2 separate regions of the Mus musculus genome follow, and region 1 is linked to region 2. A link is a loop called in an ENCODE intact Hi-C map of the cell type or tissue named here. Cell type or tissue: heart. All regions are shown on one strand.

The links. A loop is a pair of places that touch in the nucleus more often than their neighbours do. Peaks named below come from ENCODE experiments on the same cell type or tissue, not always from the same donor. Only the 100,000 strongest peaks of a DNase experiment are listed, where the experiment ranks them.
Region 1: a loop joins it to region 2, with 2.8 times the contacts of the local background. A loop is called at or near these places in 3 of 42 quality-filtered maps.

What each region holds. Positions count from the first base shown.
Region 1 is chr1:135,696,850-135,704,849 of GRCm38, reverse strand. No RefSeq gene overlaps it. Among named protein-coding and RNA genes, the nearest start is that of Gm32835, 13 kb to the right of the region's middle. In heart, CTCF peaks have their summits at 350 (motif pointing left), 4,025 (motif pointing right) and 7,222 (motif pointing left); DNase peaks (open chromatin) are centred at 4,039, 5,319, 5,729 and 6,279; H3K4me3 peaks cover 1,417 bases; H3K27ac peaks cover 1,491 bases.
Region 2 is chr1:135,150,967-135,158,966 of GRCm38, reverse strand. It overlaps Arl8a (ADP-ribosylation factor-like 8A), which reads right to left. Exons shown (of 7, transcript NM_026823.2): 2 at 6,416-6,496; 3 at 6,101-6,174; 4 at 4,698-4,791; 5 at 4,492-4,559; 6 at 4,184-4,254; 7 at 2,699-3,745. The coding sequence ends at 3,696. Among named protein-coding and RNA genes, the nearest start is that of Arl8a, 8.1 kb to the right of the region's middle. In heart, a CTCF peak has its summit at 4,396 (motif pointing left); DNase peaks (open chromatin) are centred at 2,486 and 4,366; H3K4me3 peaks cover 1,317 bases; H3K27ac peaks cover 1,216 bases; H3K27me3 peaks cover 2,577 bases.

The sequences.
Region 1 (8,000 bases), 550 kb before region 2:
CTTCATTTACATATTATATGTATATAATATGTAAATATAATATGTAAATATATATACTCAGTGTAAAAGCAGACAACAGAGAACAGGTAAAGGGAACAGAGGAGACACACAGAAAACAGAGAGCAGGGAGACAGGCTCAATCCTAACCCTATTAATCGTCCATAGTAAATGCAAACATTATAGACTTCATTGAAACTTGTCTTATGTTTTTAAGATGTACATTTTGTGGGCTGGAGAGATGGCTCAGAGGTTAAGAGTGCTGTCTGATCTTCCAGAGGTACTGAGTTCAATTCCCACCAACCGCATGGTTGCTCATAACAATTTGTAATGAGATCCAGCGCCCTCTTCTGGCCTATAGGAATACATGCAGGCAGAATGCTGTACACATAACAAGTAAATAAATCTACTTTTAAAATATTTATATTTTGTATATGTGTGTGCCACATGCATGCCTGGTGCCCATGGTGACCAGAAAAAAAAAACAAACATCAGATCCTCTAGAAGTGGAGTTACAGGCAGTTTTGAGTTGCCTTTGGGTGCTAGGAGCCAAACCCAGGTCCTTTGCAAGAACAGCAAGTGCTCTTGACTGCTAAGTTATCTCTCCATCCTCCTAAACACTTCCTTTTAAAGACAGGTTGTTTAATGCAGACTGCCGTTTTTTTGAAGCCTGGCTTGGAATCCTAAGTACTGAGTACAGTACTGAGTACAGTACTATGTGTACCTGACTGGAGTTTTAAGTAATACTCAATTATTTGCTACTATCTGTAATAAGTGAACTTTATATCTAAAGCCATGAAAAATATGGAAAAGGGGAAATTGTGCTAATGCTATTTAGAAGGAAGTCATTGTGTCGATTCTGGGAATGGGAGTGTAGCCCTGTAAGCTCTTACAAGGCTGAGGAACTATATAACAAGAACCTGCTTCAAAATTTAAGCAAGAGAAATCAAGCCAGCCAGCCAGCCAGCCCCCCAGCCCGCCCACCAGCCCTCATTTTCAGTTCCCATTTGGTCTCCTGTATGTAATGTGCTTTAATTTTTTTTCCTGATAGCTCTTTGTAAGACTTTTCTTTGTCTTTGGTTTCCAGCAATTGTACTATAATATGTTGTGTGATTTTCTTTTATTTATCCAGCTGGGGGTTGAATGAAGTTTTGGTGATTGTAAAATAAAAGAAATCTTTTTAAAAATGAAATGTTTATACCACATACATCTTATGTGATTATTTGTAGCCTCTTGTCTCCCCCCCCATCTCTCTCTCTTGTATTTTTTCTTTATTATTTTATGTTTGTTTTGTTTTTAAGACAGGATCTTGCTATGCAGCCCAGGCTGACCTCAAACTTATGGCAATCCTCTTGCATACGCTTCTTTTTTTTTAAGATTTATTTATTATTATATGTAAGTACACTGTAGCTGTCTTCAGGTGCACAAGAAGAGGGCGTCAGATCTCATTACGGATGGTTGTGAGCCACCATGTGGTTGCTGGGATTTGAACTCGGGACCTTCTTAAGAGCAGTCGGTGCTCTTAACCACTAAGCCATCTCTCCAGCCCTGCATACGCTTCTTGAGTCCTGGGTTGCAAGTGTGTGCCACCACATCTAGCTTGAGATTCGTTCCTTGAGAGATATACCATCAGCCAGATACTCCCCCGACTGGCAAACAAATGGGATGTTCCCTGTTCGTGTGAGGGAGCACAACTGAGGGAGCACTACTCTCCAGTAAAGAAAAGCAACCAGCTCAACTTCAGCCAGAACAAACCTTACAAAACATTTTTCAAACTGAAAAGAGACAGAGGCAAAAGGCCTCATATCATGTCATTTCGTTTATATAAAATGTCTAGAAAAGCAAATTTATGAGACAGAAAGCACATCTGTGGCTGTCTGTGGCTAGGGGTGGGAACTGCAGTTGGTTGCATGTGGGTGGGAGGAATTGCTTTGTGGTGTTGGAAATGTTCTAAAACTGGACTGTGGCAACAGTTACACAACTCTTTAAACTGATTTCTAAAAATCATTAAATTACACACTTAAAACGGGTGAATTATATATATTATACCTCACTAGAAACCATTATGGTGGTAAGAGACAGAAGCCACTAATTTGGAAAAAACTGAGCAGAAAGTGTCTACTTGAAAGAAGGGTAACTGGTCACAATATGTAATTCTTCAAATCAAAGGGAAAGGAGTCAAGGGCAGAACTGGGAAAAGATTAAGAGAGGTAGAAGGCGATCCTATTGAAGAATGGCCTTACGAGCGATTGTCAACTGTGCTAACATAGTTAAGAAACCTGATGTTATGTGGTCCCATAACAACGTGGATATGAAAAGGGGGTGGTAACCAAGCAAGTGTTGGCAACGATGCAGTGGTGTGAAAAGTGTCCAGACTCAAGGCTATTAATTTCACTTCCCAGTAGACTAGTCAAGAATGTGAATGTGCACCACACGAAGCAAGCAAGAATTGCTAAGGACTGGGCTGTAGGTTGATGGTAGAGTGCATGCTGAGCATGGGCAAGGTCCCAGGTTTAAACTTTGGGTCACTCTTGTGGTGGTTTGAATATGCCTGGCTCAGGGAGTGGCACTAATTGGAGGTGTGTCTTTGTTGGAGGAAGTGTGTCCCTGTGGGTGTGGGCTTTAAGACCCTCATCCTCGCTGCCTGGAAATCAGTCTTCTAGTTGCCTTCGGATGAAGATATAGAACTCTCAGCTCCTCCTATACTGTGCCTGCCTGGATGCTACTATGCTCCCACCTTCATAAAAAGGGACTGAATCTCTCAATCTGTAAGCCAGCCCCAATTAAATGTTGTCCTTTATAAGAGTTGCCTTGGTCATGGTGTCTTCACAGCAGTAAAACCCTAACTAAGACAAATCTCCAGAAACAAAAATCAAAATTTCCATAGAAACCATTTAAAATAACAAAAAACCCTATACAATAAAACAGATGAATTATAGAACAATGCAATATTAAAAACAGTAGCAATTAATAAGCTAAACTTACATGCATCAATGCAGATGAACCTTACAGTATAATATTGATCCAGGAAGGAAAGCTGTGGAATTTATCATTTAAAATGTGCAGCATAGGGTAGGGTAAAATTATAATTGTGTGTGGCAAAGATGAACAGCAAACTCAAAATGGTGTTTACTCGTGGGTAGAGAAAGAAAGGCAATGGAAGAGGGGCATAAACTATATCTGTAATGTTTTATTTCCTAAACTCCACAATACAGTTATAATGGTTAAATTTATAAAGCGCCAGCTTGTCTGAGCCATGGGGTGTCCAGATAATTGGTCAAACGTTATCTTGGAGCTTTCTGCTGTGGTGTTTTGAGATAAGATTAACATTGAAATCAGAAGAATGAATAAAACACAGTCTTCCCTAACAGGAGGGAGCCTGTCCAATCAGATGCTCTAGGCTGAGCTGAAGGTGGAGTTCCTCCTCACTCAGGAAGAACTCCTCTTGCCTGCCTTCCTTCTAAATGGAACACCAGCATTCCTAGCCTTTGCACCTAAACTGAGTCTGCTGGTGTTTTAACTGCCGGCTTTCTCTGACCTCAGCTTGCTGGCCCATCCTGGAGAACATGGCATTGGCCAGCGACTAGCACATGTGCCTATTCCTCTTTCTGTGTCTGTCTACCTGTCTGTCCACACACACACACACACACACACACACACACACACACACACACACACACATCTGCTGTCCAATTCTCTAAAGGGTACTACCGGAACAATTCCTTGTTGTATTATTTTTTATACATCTTATATATCTAAAATGTTTCATAATAATTTTATACAAGTAAGCGTAAGTGCGTACCAAACATCAAATGCTGCAGATGTCAAATTGAGAACTGGAGGCTAGTGATGTAGTTTGATGGTAGAGTGTGCACTTATGTTCGAGGCCTTGGGTTCCATGCTCAGCATAACACAAAAGAGAGAATGATAAGGAGGTGAGAAGTGGAACAAGCAGGTTAGAGGCTGTTGTGAGAAGCCACAGTTCCTTGATAGGAGTGAATTCAGTGCAGTACCCAGAGGAGGCCACACGGTGGCAGCGTAGAGGACTGCGTATACACCCTCAATGGTGTTTAGTGTTCAGTAGGGGTGAACGCAGGTTCTTGTTAACCCAGTTCTGGGTAGAGAAAGAGACTTAGCAATGGGTGGCTTTTGCGTCTGCCTGGGGCCTCTGGACTGCGTTTGTTGGAACTGGCAGGGCCCTAATTGCCCCTTGGGTCCCTGTGATTATTTCAGTAGAGATCCTGGGATAGTTGGGTTCTGTGTTTTGCCTGTTTGTAAAATGAGTTTGAAAAAAAAGTTCAGGGCTGGTGAGATGGCTCAGTGGGTAAGAGCACCCGACTGCTCTTCCGAAGGTCCGAAGTTCAAATCCCAGCAACCACATGGTGGCTCACAACCACCCGTGATGAGATCTGATGCCTCTTCTGGTGCGTCTGAGGACAGCTGCAGTGTACTTACATATAATAAATAAATAAATAAATCTTTAAAAAAAAAGAAAAAAGAAAAAGAAAAAAAAGTTCAGACCGGATGCAAATACTCTAGATGCCAGGTTTCTTAGCAGGAGGCACCCAGATACCATGATAGCAACATCTCTCACAGAAAGGAAGGTAAAATGTCACAGCACCAGAAATCAAGCTGAAATACAAAGTCTCTGTGCTGAAATAAGGAAACTACTCTGGAAAGAGGTGGGGAGGCAAAGAGATAATGATTCTGGCTGAAAACTATTGAGCTACTTGAGAAAGTTGTCTTTCTCCCTTCTCCCGCCTCCACCCCCTTTTATTTTTGTCTCCCTGATGATTGCATTTGGCAGTGGGTGTTGCCAAGTTTCCCAATTTAGTTTTTATTTTTCTTTCTTCTTTTCTTCCTTCCTTCCTTCCTTTTTTTTTTTTTTTTTTTTTTTTTTTGAGATAGGGCTTCTTCTCTGTCCTGGAACTCACTCTGTAAACCAGGCTGGTCTCGAACTCAGAAATCCCCCTGCCTCTGTCTCCCACGTGCTGGGATTAAAGGCATGCACCACCACCACCCGGTTCCGGTTCCTAATTTAGCGTCAAGAGAACTGGCCCCAGGGTTTTCCAGGCCACAGAAGCTGGAGGGAGGACTCGTTCGCTAGTTTGTCGCACTCCCCTCAGAAAATCCAGTCTGGGTTTTATTCTAAAGTCTGCTTTGTCTCTTCAAAGGATCTCCAGATGGGGAGATTCTGAGCTGGGGTATTTCTTCCTACCCCTCCCAGACGGATTGCGAGTTTTTTCCAGTCTGAATTCTCCCTAGGGCTCTCCTCCGCAGACGCGCCCACACCAGCAGGGGTCAGCAGTGTCCTACATCTGGCGGGGCGCTGCCTGCCACATGCGCCATCTCTTCCGGGCGCTGCCAGGGCTGCTGGGGGATTAGAGGGTGCTGTCCTGCTGAGGCCTTGGCACCATTCTAATATGCCGGCCGAGATTCCTCCCCTGAACGTGAAGTGACGTGTGGTCATTAAAAGCGCTGATGTGGATGTGAGCGTATACCGCAGACATCAGCAATGCCAGCTTACCATCTGCTTTTCACCGCCAGGTTTTTAATGTGTATTGGCACGTGCGCCTTACTTTGTGGGTCTAGGTGACAGAGAGTGTGTAGCCTGGATTTATCTTGCTGAGATTTTCTCAAAGACCTGGGGGTTCTGGATTCTACCCAGTACCCAGGATGTCAGCGAGGGACTCATGCCTCCCCAGGCTCTGGGAATGACTGGTGTTCCGGTCTCACTAACGCCAACTCCGTCACACCCAACGCTGCTCAGTGGAACAAATTCTCTCGTAGTAGTGTCAGATCTCTATGGCCAGCGTCTCCGTGACTGATGCCCGGGAAAAGCAAGCTCTGCTCAGCTTCCCGATTCATCCGTAGCCCTGGTGTCTTTTTTTTTTTTTTTTTCACGTCCCCAGTCCATTTTGCAGTTCGCTAATTTGTGCCGAATCCTTCCAGCTCAGGCCACCTTGTTAAATATGAAGGTCCCCAGGGAAATCAGAGATCCTAGAAACATCTGGTTCCTTGGAAGCAGCAGGACTCCCTGCCATCTTCCTGCTTCTCAGTTTTCCCCACTCCGACGTGATGGGGGAGCGAGGAAGGGGCTCTGGCTCGCGTACAGCTGGGGTAAAGCTGAATTGGAAGACTCCAGTTAGTGACTGGGATTCCCAGGGCCCCACGACCTTCCAAGCAGGCTCCCCTGCTGCTGTGACGGGCAGATGCCGGCTTTTCCACATGCCTTTGAAAAGGGGGACTTGGAAGAGGCCTCTCACTAGCCTGCTTTCCTAGGAGTAGAGTTACAGCAGCTGATCTAGACAACAGGTGTGGCTTTCCGTCACAGCTGCTGCAAAGCACATCTGTACTAACAAGAAGGCGGCAGTCACAGCTTGGCCCATCAGTCACCAAAGCACACCTCGGATTTCGGGGGAGTGCCTGAAAAGGCACGAGTGAAGGTTGGAGAGACTCAGATCAGCTTTGACAGAGCCCTTTTACCCTGGAAATGCCACAGCGGCCACCTCGGCCCTTGCAGTTTCATTGGTCTACAGCATAGGAATGGGGGAAGAGATCTTCTTCTCTGGGTAGCACCCCAGCCCCTGGACTGCAGCCAATTTCCCTTTCTGGCCAATGGAGCCCAGAACTTTTCAGGGTGGAGCTCAGAATCCAGGCTCTTCCAGGAAGCCAGAAGTGTGGAGGGTTTTTACAGTGGTTCTCAACCTTCCTAAGGCTGCGACCCTTTAACAGTTCCTCATGTTGTGGTGAGCCCCAAAACATAAAATTATTTTTGTTACTACTTCATAACTGTAATTCTGTGATCGTTATGAACCCTAATGTAAATATTTTTTTGAGATAGAGGGTTGGTATGGGGGTCGCGACCCACAGGTTGAGAAACACTGCTTTAGCAGCCTGGCTCTTTGGGGCTGGTTTGACTAGTAAATAAAACCTATGCTGCAGAAGCATGGGGGTGTGAGCTCATCCCCCAGCACACACATAAAACTCCAGGTGCAGACTGGTGAGATGGTTCACTGGAGAGAGGCACTAACCACCAAACCTGACAACCCAAGTTCAATGCCTCAAACACCACTGTGGAAAGAAAGACTCAATTCTGTAAAGCTGTCCTCTGCCCTCCACATGTGTGACACGGCACACCCAGGTGGCCTGATCTTGTAATACCAGTGCTAAAGAGGCAGTGACAGACACATCCCTGGAACTTACTGGCCAGCCACCTAGTGGTGAGCCCTAAGTCCCAATGAATGCCCATGTCTCAGAAGACAAGGCTGGTGTCCCCCCGAGGAGCAGCGTTCAAGGTTGACCTCTGACTTCTATGTGCATCACATGAACATACACCCACATGCCTACACATACACCTCCCACTCACATATACAGTGAATGGCGGCTTGATGTTGGGGAGCCTTGGACATTCTCAGTCAAAGCCAGGCACTGGCTTCACCAATATCACCTCACATCATCCTCCTTGGAAACCTGCCACAGGGGTGCTGTCAGGGTCATTTCTGCTCAGTAGTCAACAACTGAGGTTACATTAAATACTTAGGATGTGGTGACAGTAGTGACAGTGAGGCTTTATTGCCCCCTTAATTGACTTCAAAGCTTGTATCACCCATTGGGCCACACTGTATCTGGCAAATTCAAACGCCTGTTTCCCTGTCCTGTCTAACCCCATCTTGTTTTGTTCACTGCCACCACAGTCACCATGACGGCCTATCTCCATCTCAGCTAACAGTCCTCAGCTCCTTTCATTCTCTCCCCAGGACCACACCTGCTTCCCAGCCCTGTCATGGCCAAAAGCTTTCTTTGCCTCTGTCTATCACTCCAGCCCCCACATTCCACATTTCCCTTGCTTTCTCCTCTGCTATGATTTGAATGTGACATATCCCTGTCTTCGTCACTGTTCTATTCTGTGGAGAGACACCATGACCAAGGCAACTCGTATGAGAGAAAGCATTTAAGAGGGCTTGCTTACAGTTTCAGAATTTTAGTCTTATCATCATGGT
Region 2 (8,000 bases):
CTCCCTCTTGCCTGCTGGCTGGCCCAGAGCTGAAGGGGAATGGGAGGGGGGAGGCGGGAGATGGTGGCTCTTAGACCCTACCCCGTTGCCACCTTCCAAGCCTGCCAACGTGAATGGCTTGCAAAGCTAGTCAGCAGTCCAGCCAGTCTTGGGAAAGAGCCACTATCCCTCCAGCCTGAGCCAGCCAAGGAACAATGTGGGATTTGTTGTTCAGGGGTCCCAGGCTTCAGGGGGAGGGGTTGTTGCTCAAGGGTGGGCAGTGGCTTTGAGCTGGGATGCTCAGGAAAAAGATGATGACATCCACAGTCCTCGGAGCCCGATGCCAGGGGAGAGGCATCCCCTGACATTCCCCACGGGTTATCTTTGTTCTGTCTCGGCTCCACCCGTCACCCTGGGCCCTGAGTATACCTGCTTCAACCTCAGTCTCAGCTTCTCACTCTGGAAACCGGAACGATCTCTCCTTCACAGAGGCCTATGGTCATTAAATGAGGCCAGATGCATCATATGCTGGAGCTGGAGCCCAGGGGTAGACTCCTTGCCGAGTGTGCTCCAAGCTCTGGGACCCATGCCCATTGTTAAAGAGGAAGAGGATGGTGTTCTAAGCATCTGGCAAAGTTCAGTGCCTTTTGGGATTCAAATCTCTAGCAATATGGAATAGACTTGCTTTTTTGTTTTTGTTTTTTCGAGATAGAGTTTCTCTGTATAGCCCTGGCTGTCCTGGAACTCACTTTGTAGACCAGGCTGGCCTCGAACTCAGAAATCCGCCTGCTTCTGCCTCCCAAGTGCTGGGATTAAAGGCATGTGCCACCACCGCCCGGCTTAGACTTGCTTTTAAACTACTTTTTTTTTTTTTTTTTTTTTTTACCATTTTTAATCATGTGTATGTGTGTGGAGTATGTGCACATGGACACAGTACCCACATAGGTCAGAAGTCACCTGACACATGTCCTAGGAGCCAAACCTGTGTCCTCTGGAAGAGCAGTACATGCTCTGAGCCACCTCTCCAGCCCCTTGGCCAGATATTAACTCATCTACTTTTGCCCTCAGAGGACCCAACCATGATGTTGTTTATACATGTAGGTTTATATGCATACTATCCATAGTTTATTCCCTATCCAAGAACAGGTTGTTTAGCCCCCGCTGCATGCCTGTTGTATGAATTCACTGTGCAGGGTACTGATTTTGCATGCAGTGATAACAGGCTCATCATCAAATCGCATCTGGAGAACACAGGACCCAAGCGGCAGCTCAGTGCTGCAACATCCTCAATGGCTGAGAACAATGGTCCTCTCCAGATATAGGCATAGAAGCACAGCGACTTCCTTGAAGCAGGCAAGGCAAAAGACAGAGCCTGGGCCCATCCTCCTTCCCAACTAAGGGTCACATTTTTTTTTTTTTTAAAGATTTATTTTATATATGTGAGTACATTGTTGCTGTCTTCAGACACACCAAAGAGGGTATTGGATCCTGTTACAGACAGTTGTGAGCCACCATGTGGTTGCTAGGAATTGAACTCAGGACCTCTGGAAAAGCATCAGTGCTCTTAACCACTGAGCCATCTCTCCAGCCCCTAGGGGGTGCATCTTATCCTTGTAAGGGGTTGGAAAGCTCCTGAGAAGCAGCAAACACCATCCAGTTTTTCCTCAAATCTTTTTCCCCCATGCAGTCAATGGAAGCCAGGGCCTGGTCTATTGTATGCTCCATCAGCGCTCTGTCAATGAGCTAAATCTCCAGACCCTGTCTTCAAATCCCCCCAGCAATAAGAGATCCTCTTCCAGGCTGGATATATTCACGGCTGAGTAGTGGCCTCACCCAAATCCTCTCACAAACCAAGGACAGATGTGGCTGTTTCTTACTGCAGATGCAGGGTGAAGAGATTGCTTATTCTACACGGAACATTCCAGTCTCTATTTCCAGGCAAAGGGGAGGCAGAACAGGGAGTGGGGGAGGGGGACCCAAGAGATCGAGGGTCAGTATAAAACTAGCTGTGGTTGGATTCACATTGGATCAAGGAGGGCCCACAAGAACTGAGGCTGTGAGCTCCAGCTAGACAGGCAGGGTAGGAATTCTATCCATCGAGTTAACAAATGGTTGGGTCCTTTTCTTAGATTTTTGGTTGTGAGCCTAGCCTTTAACGGCTGAGCCATCTCTCCAGCCCTGGTTGGGTCCTTTCCAAGAGACCAATAGCATGGACAGCAAGGATGACAAAGGAAGACTCTGCAGGCCCAGTATACCCCTGAGGACATTTGATTTCTTCTTGGTGGGCACTGAGTGTGATGAGAGGATGCAGAGTTCTGTTCTGGCTCCACTCTGGCTATATGGGAACAAGCAGGTGTAGACTGAGAGGGGGCCATGAGCTTAAGTGTTTATGATGGAGAGCAATTCAGTTTGAATGCCACATGAAAGGCCCAGGTCTGGGCAGCTCCTCTAACAGACCTGCTTAGTGCCACTTGGCAGCTGTCAGCGTACAGGAGTGAGAAGCAGACAACAAGCAGGGCCCAGAAACACGTGTGGGCTGCTGTCCCAGTGTGAGCACACGTGATAGGCCACTGTGTTTCCAGAGAGCGTGAGTATGTGTTCCCTGTAGGTGTGGCACCCTGTGGTCATCCCTGTGTATGATGTGTAGTGGTGCTCATGCCCCTGTGGGTCCGCTGGTCGGTGATATCTGTGGGAAACAACCAGCACCATACACACCCCCCAACACAAAATTGGTAATTTATTGTTGTCATTATTAGGAGGCAAAAAAAAAAATGTACAGTTACAAGGATCGTTTTCCAAACAGAGGTTAAATATGAGCTGAAAACTGTAAAAAGGAAGAGGAACATCACTTTACAAATTATTAAATTAAACAAACAAACAAACAAACAAACAAAACCAAAGAACCAACCCTCCCATGCTGAGTTCTCTCCTTGTACAACTCTGTGAAATGAGAACAGAAAATGAGATGGGCCGTGGAGGTGGGGACCCTGGGTAGGGGCAGGACCTGGGGCCAGGAACAGTGACAGTGGGGGTTGCTGGGACGACATGGACCCTGGTCCTCCCTCTTAGACCTGGTTGTACCTGGTGGCCCTATCAAGGCTGGGGACAGAAAAGGAGGCTCCTGCTGGCCTTCAAATTCAGGTCCTCCACTGGGAGACAGAGATACTTTACAGGACATGGGGACAACCACTGCCCTATGTGGCAGTCTCCCCTCTTCTGCATATGAACTTGCCCCACATCGACCCTGCATCTCTCTCTGCCTTTCCAGTTTGCCCCTCCCAGGTCCCGATTGGCCCCTGCAGCATCAAATGGTTGATCTTAGTCTTTGCTTAAATTAAAAAATTAAAATATATATACATATATATACTGTACACACAGGACAATAACAGAGTGTTGAAAGGGGAAGAGGAGGGTGGGGCAGAGAGTGAGGAGAGGGCTTGCGGGGCCAGGGCTGTTGACAGGGAGGGGAGTGGGGTAGCTGAAGGGAAAAAGAGAGCAAGGGAGAGAGGTTAGGGGACCAGACTTGGGGAGAGGGCAATTATTTTACAATAAAAACAGGAGTTGAAACCTCAGCAGAATAGGGCTCTAGGAGCCCCAGAGGGCCCTCCCCACACTGGGTGAGGAGGAGTGGGCTTAGGGAGAGACAACAGGGTGGGCGGGGAGCTCGGCTTCAGGTTAGGTGACTGTGGTCCCTAGTCAGAAGAAGAGCCACAGTCTCAGCTTCTCCGTGACTTTGAGTGTTGAATAAGCCACTGTAGGGTGATGTCTGAGGGGAGACAAGAGAGAAAGTTGTAAGGCCTCCCTGTGTGAGAAGGGCCTGGGAGGTATGAACAGTTAAGCCAGGTTCCTGCAATGGCAGCCTGGATCAAGCTTAGAGCTGTGACCCCACCCCCCCCCACCCCCCACCCCCAGCTCCACCCCCCCCCACCCCCACCCCCCGCACCAAAAGCTCCAAGCTAGTGATATAAAAGACACAAAGCCACAGCTAGCAAAGAAGGGACTGGAATACCTGCTCTAACCAATCTCAGAAGTGGAAGAGGGGGCAGGGCTAGGGTAACACCCAGAACTGGGGCCTCCTAGCTGCCTGCTGCACCCAAGGACAAAGTGGCTCGGTATGGACTTCCCAGATACCGCATCAGAAGTATCTTTCCCTTCAGCCCAGCCACTCCTGGCAGAGTGCCAGCAACTTCCCCAAGCCACGCACCTATGTTGTCCTTCTCTTTGCAGGATATGGAGTAGCAGCAGATCTCTCGGTCCTGGATAGCAGACAGGTTCCTGCGGGAAGACCAGAGAGGAGTCAGCGGATGCTGGAGCAGTTAAGGGACCAGGGAAGGGCAGGGTGTTTTTCTCAGTAAAAGGTCTACAAGAGGAGGGCGAGGCTTCTGGGAAAGATACGTTCTGCTGCCACCATGTGGTAAACACCAAGAACAGCAACAAGCCCAGCCCAGAAGCCTTCGGCAGCTGGGGAATTTGGGGGAGCTGAAGCACACAAAGAAAGGCCACTCAGCTCACATTTTCTCGATTAGCTCCTTCTCATCTAGCGCTCCGGCGAGGTCTCGCTTGTTACCAAGGACTAAGACCTATACAGGAAGCAAGCCGGGGAGAGTTAGAGCAAGGATACCTGGGTACCTCGGCTGTACGGCGCTCCCCCCCTCCCCCGCCCCCGCCCCGTGATTTCTGATCAGCTCCCTCTCCCACCCGCTCCATCTCCAGCTGACCGGGATGCCTTGTAGCTGTGGCTTGTCTAGCAGGTTGTGGAGCTCATTCTTGGAGGCCTCGATCTTCTCCTGATCCGCAGCATCCACCATATACCTGGGGAAGGCAGTGAGGGATACCGTGGGTTGAGGCACACAGGAAGAGGAGCTGCTGAGGGGAAGAAGGCCTCCAGTTCCAGCCTGGTCGCCTCTGGAGAAATGGACTACCCTGGTCTGACTCAGAGAACACTTTCCCAAACATAGGTGTGAAGCACTGCAGGCTCAGTCCTCTGTGGAACTGGAGCCTGTAGGATTAGCTGTGAGTCGGGCCCAAAGTGACCCATTTACATTTTCATGGAAAGCCTAGATAGGACCAGAGTAGAAAAGGAAAGGCCTCCCTACCAAGGGACAGGGTACAATGCTATTTTCTTTTTCTTTCTTTCTTTCCTTCCTTCCTTTTTTCTTTTCTTTTCTTTTTTTTTTTTTTGAGACAGGGTTTTTTTTCTCTGTGTAGCCCTGGCTGTCCTGGAACTATGTAGATCAGGCTAGCCACCAACTCAAGAGATCAGCCTACCTCTGCCACCTGCGTGCTGGGATTAAAGGCATGTGCCAGCTACCACCACCTGGCTACAATGCTTGTATAAAAACTCAGGTTTAAGCTGATCAGGAGGCAGAGACAGGTAGATCTCTTGTGAGTTCAAGGCCAGCCTGGTCTACAGAGCGAGTTCCAAGACAGCCAAGACCACACAGAAGAACCCTGTCTGAAAAACAAAACAAAACAAAATATACCAAAAAAAAAAAAAAGTTTAAACTGGGAATGGTATGCATGCATTTAATCCTAGCACGTGAGAGGGGGAAGTCTATGAGTTAGAGGGCAGCATGGTCTTTCTATATAGTGAGATCCAGGCCAGACGGGTCTACATAGTTAGATCCTGTCTCAAAAAACAAAAAGACAAAACACTGTTTATTCTATTAAGAAAACTAAACTGGGCATACTTTTTTTTATTTGTGTGTGTATGTGAGGTGGGGGGAGGGGGGCTGGAGTTGAATCCAGAGTGTGTGTGAGACTGGAGTTGAACCCAGAGCCTTATATATGCTAGAGCTTTCAGACCAAGTTACATCCCTTGTCTGGATAAAATTAACAGGCAAAGGAAGGAGTCACTTAAACTACCCAAAATTCAAGACATGGTGATTTGGATTGGGAGAGACACTGTAGGCTGGCTGATCAGATCTGTATATATATTACAATTTTCTTTTTTAAAAAAATATAAATTCTTTTTTAAAAATATATATATATTCAAATAAACAGTATGCAAAATAATAAAAGCAGGCCACGTCCAGGCAGCAGGCATTAACAGGGACCATGTGTGTGGTTCTGCATCAGGCCTGATGGCTTGCAGGCGGGAGGGTGGGGAGACCCTACTTACACAATGGCGCTCACTCCTCTGCAGTAGCGTTCCCACATGCTTCGGAAACGGGGCTGCCCCCCAATGTCCCAGAGCTGAGAGAGAAGAGGATAGGGAGAAGGTGGCCTCAGGAGCAGGCAGACAACTGAAAGCCATTGGGTTCTTAGCTTCCCTTCTGCAGTCTCCCCCCACCCTAAGGTCACAGCTCCTTCCCCCTCCTACGTCTACAGTGCCTATCTTCAGCTCCCTTTCCCCAGTCCTCCAGCAGCCCAGCCGGTTGCCACCCTCCCCTCCCCTGGCTGGCACTTCCCAGGTGCCGCTGTCGCCCTCCCTCACCTTGATGGTCACATTCCCTTTGGTGATTTTTCGCATGTTGAAACCCACAGTGGGGATCATGTCCTCATTGAACTGTCCTGACTAGAGAGAAGAGAGCCAGGATTGGAAAAGATGCAAACATTGTCAGGACCCAGATGTGATGGCCCTCCCTGGTGGGTCCAGAGCAAGAGGTTGCAGGGCGACTTTTAGGTGACCTCAGATTTCCTCTTGAATGTCTTCTGCTTTCAGGGAGCATGGATGTCATCAACTTACATGCCGTCCACATCTGGAGGTCTATGGGGAAGAGGTCACTAGCTAGCCCTTAGGTAATCTCAGGGTCTCTCAGTCTAGACAGGGAGAAAGCTATTCCCAAGGTCTAACCTACAGTTCTTGTTAAAAGAAGCCCCTTTACTTAGTCTCCAGTTGAGTTAGAATACATTACTTCTCAGGAAAAGAGGCTCACCACAAGAGACATGGCCAGGAAAGCAGAGATTATCAAAGTAGTAGTAAAATGTTTTTTAAAAATGAGGAGCCGGGCAGTGGTGGCGCACACCCTTAATCCCAGCACTTGGGAGGCAGAGGCAGGTGGATCTCTGTGAGGCCATCCTGGTCTACATAGGGAGATCTAGGACAGCCTTGGCTACATAAATAGACTATGTCTGAATAGGTGGGTTGGGACTAAATTCACCACCCACAAAATGCAACACATATTAGTATTCATCTGTTATCCTCTACCATGGATAATCCACAGCCTATTATTTACCTACATGTGTGTCTCCTCTCTGGGCTGAGAGCTTTCTGGGGGAGAGGAGCCAGGTCTAGAGTAACAGTGTTAATGTTTACAGAATGAGCTGAGAATAATTCCAGCTCCCATAATTCCTTTCAATGTCTGGTATTTTTCTCTCCCTGCATTCATTGTGTTTGAAATCTCTGGGTTAATCTAAAGTAGACACAGGCTTCAAATAAGGCCAGCCCTAACTCCTCCCAGGTCACCTTCCCGTCACGGTCACAGGTGGGAGCAGGAGAGACAGATGGAGGCCACACAGGAGAGGGTTGATGTACCTGGAAGCTGAGGGTGATGATCGTGTGCCTGTACCACAGCTTTTTGTCTCCTACCAGGTAGTAGACTACTTTGCTTGAGTCCCATACAGAGACCAGGGGCTCTGACCACTAGACAAAGAGCAGGAGATGATCAGTTCTCAGTCAGTGCCTGGAAGCCTCAGTGACGTGCTCCAGGTGTACCAGATGAGCGAGCCACTCCCCTGCCTCTGAAGGCCCAATGCCCAGTGACAAGGAATAGCAGGGAATCCTCATCTGAGAACTGCAGCTGGATTTTGAAAGTCCTCTGAGCCCCCTGGATGTACAGTCATCCACAGGGGTGGGTCCAGGGCCTGCCTCACAGCTCCTCATGGAGATGGCATAGCAATGTTCTGCAGGGTTCCTAAAACCCCCGAATTCAGGTGGAGGGGGAAGAATTAAGAGTTCAAGGTCAGCCTCAGCTAAATAGTAAGTTTGAGGTCAGCCTGGGTTATATGAAATTTGATCTCAAAAACCAAAAAATAAAATAAAATAAAATAAAATAAAATAAAATAAAATAAAAAAATGC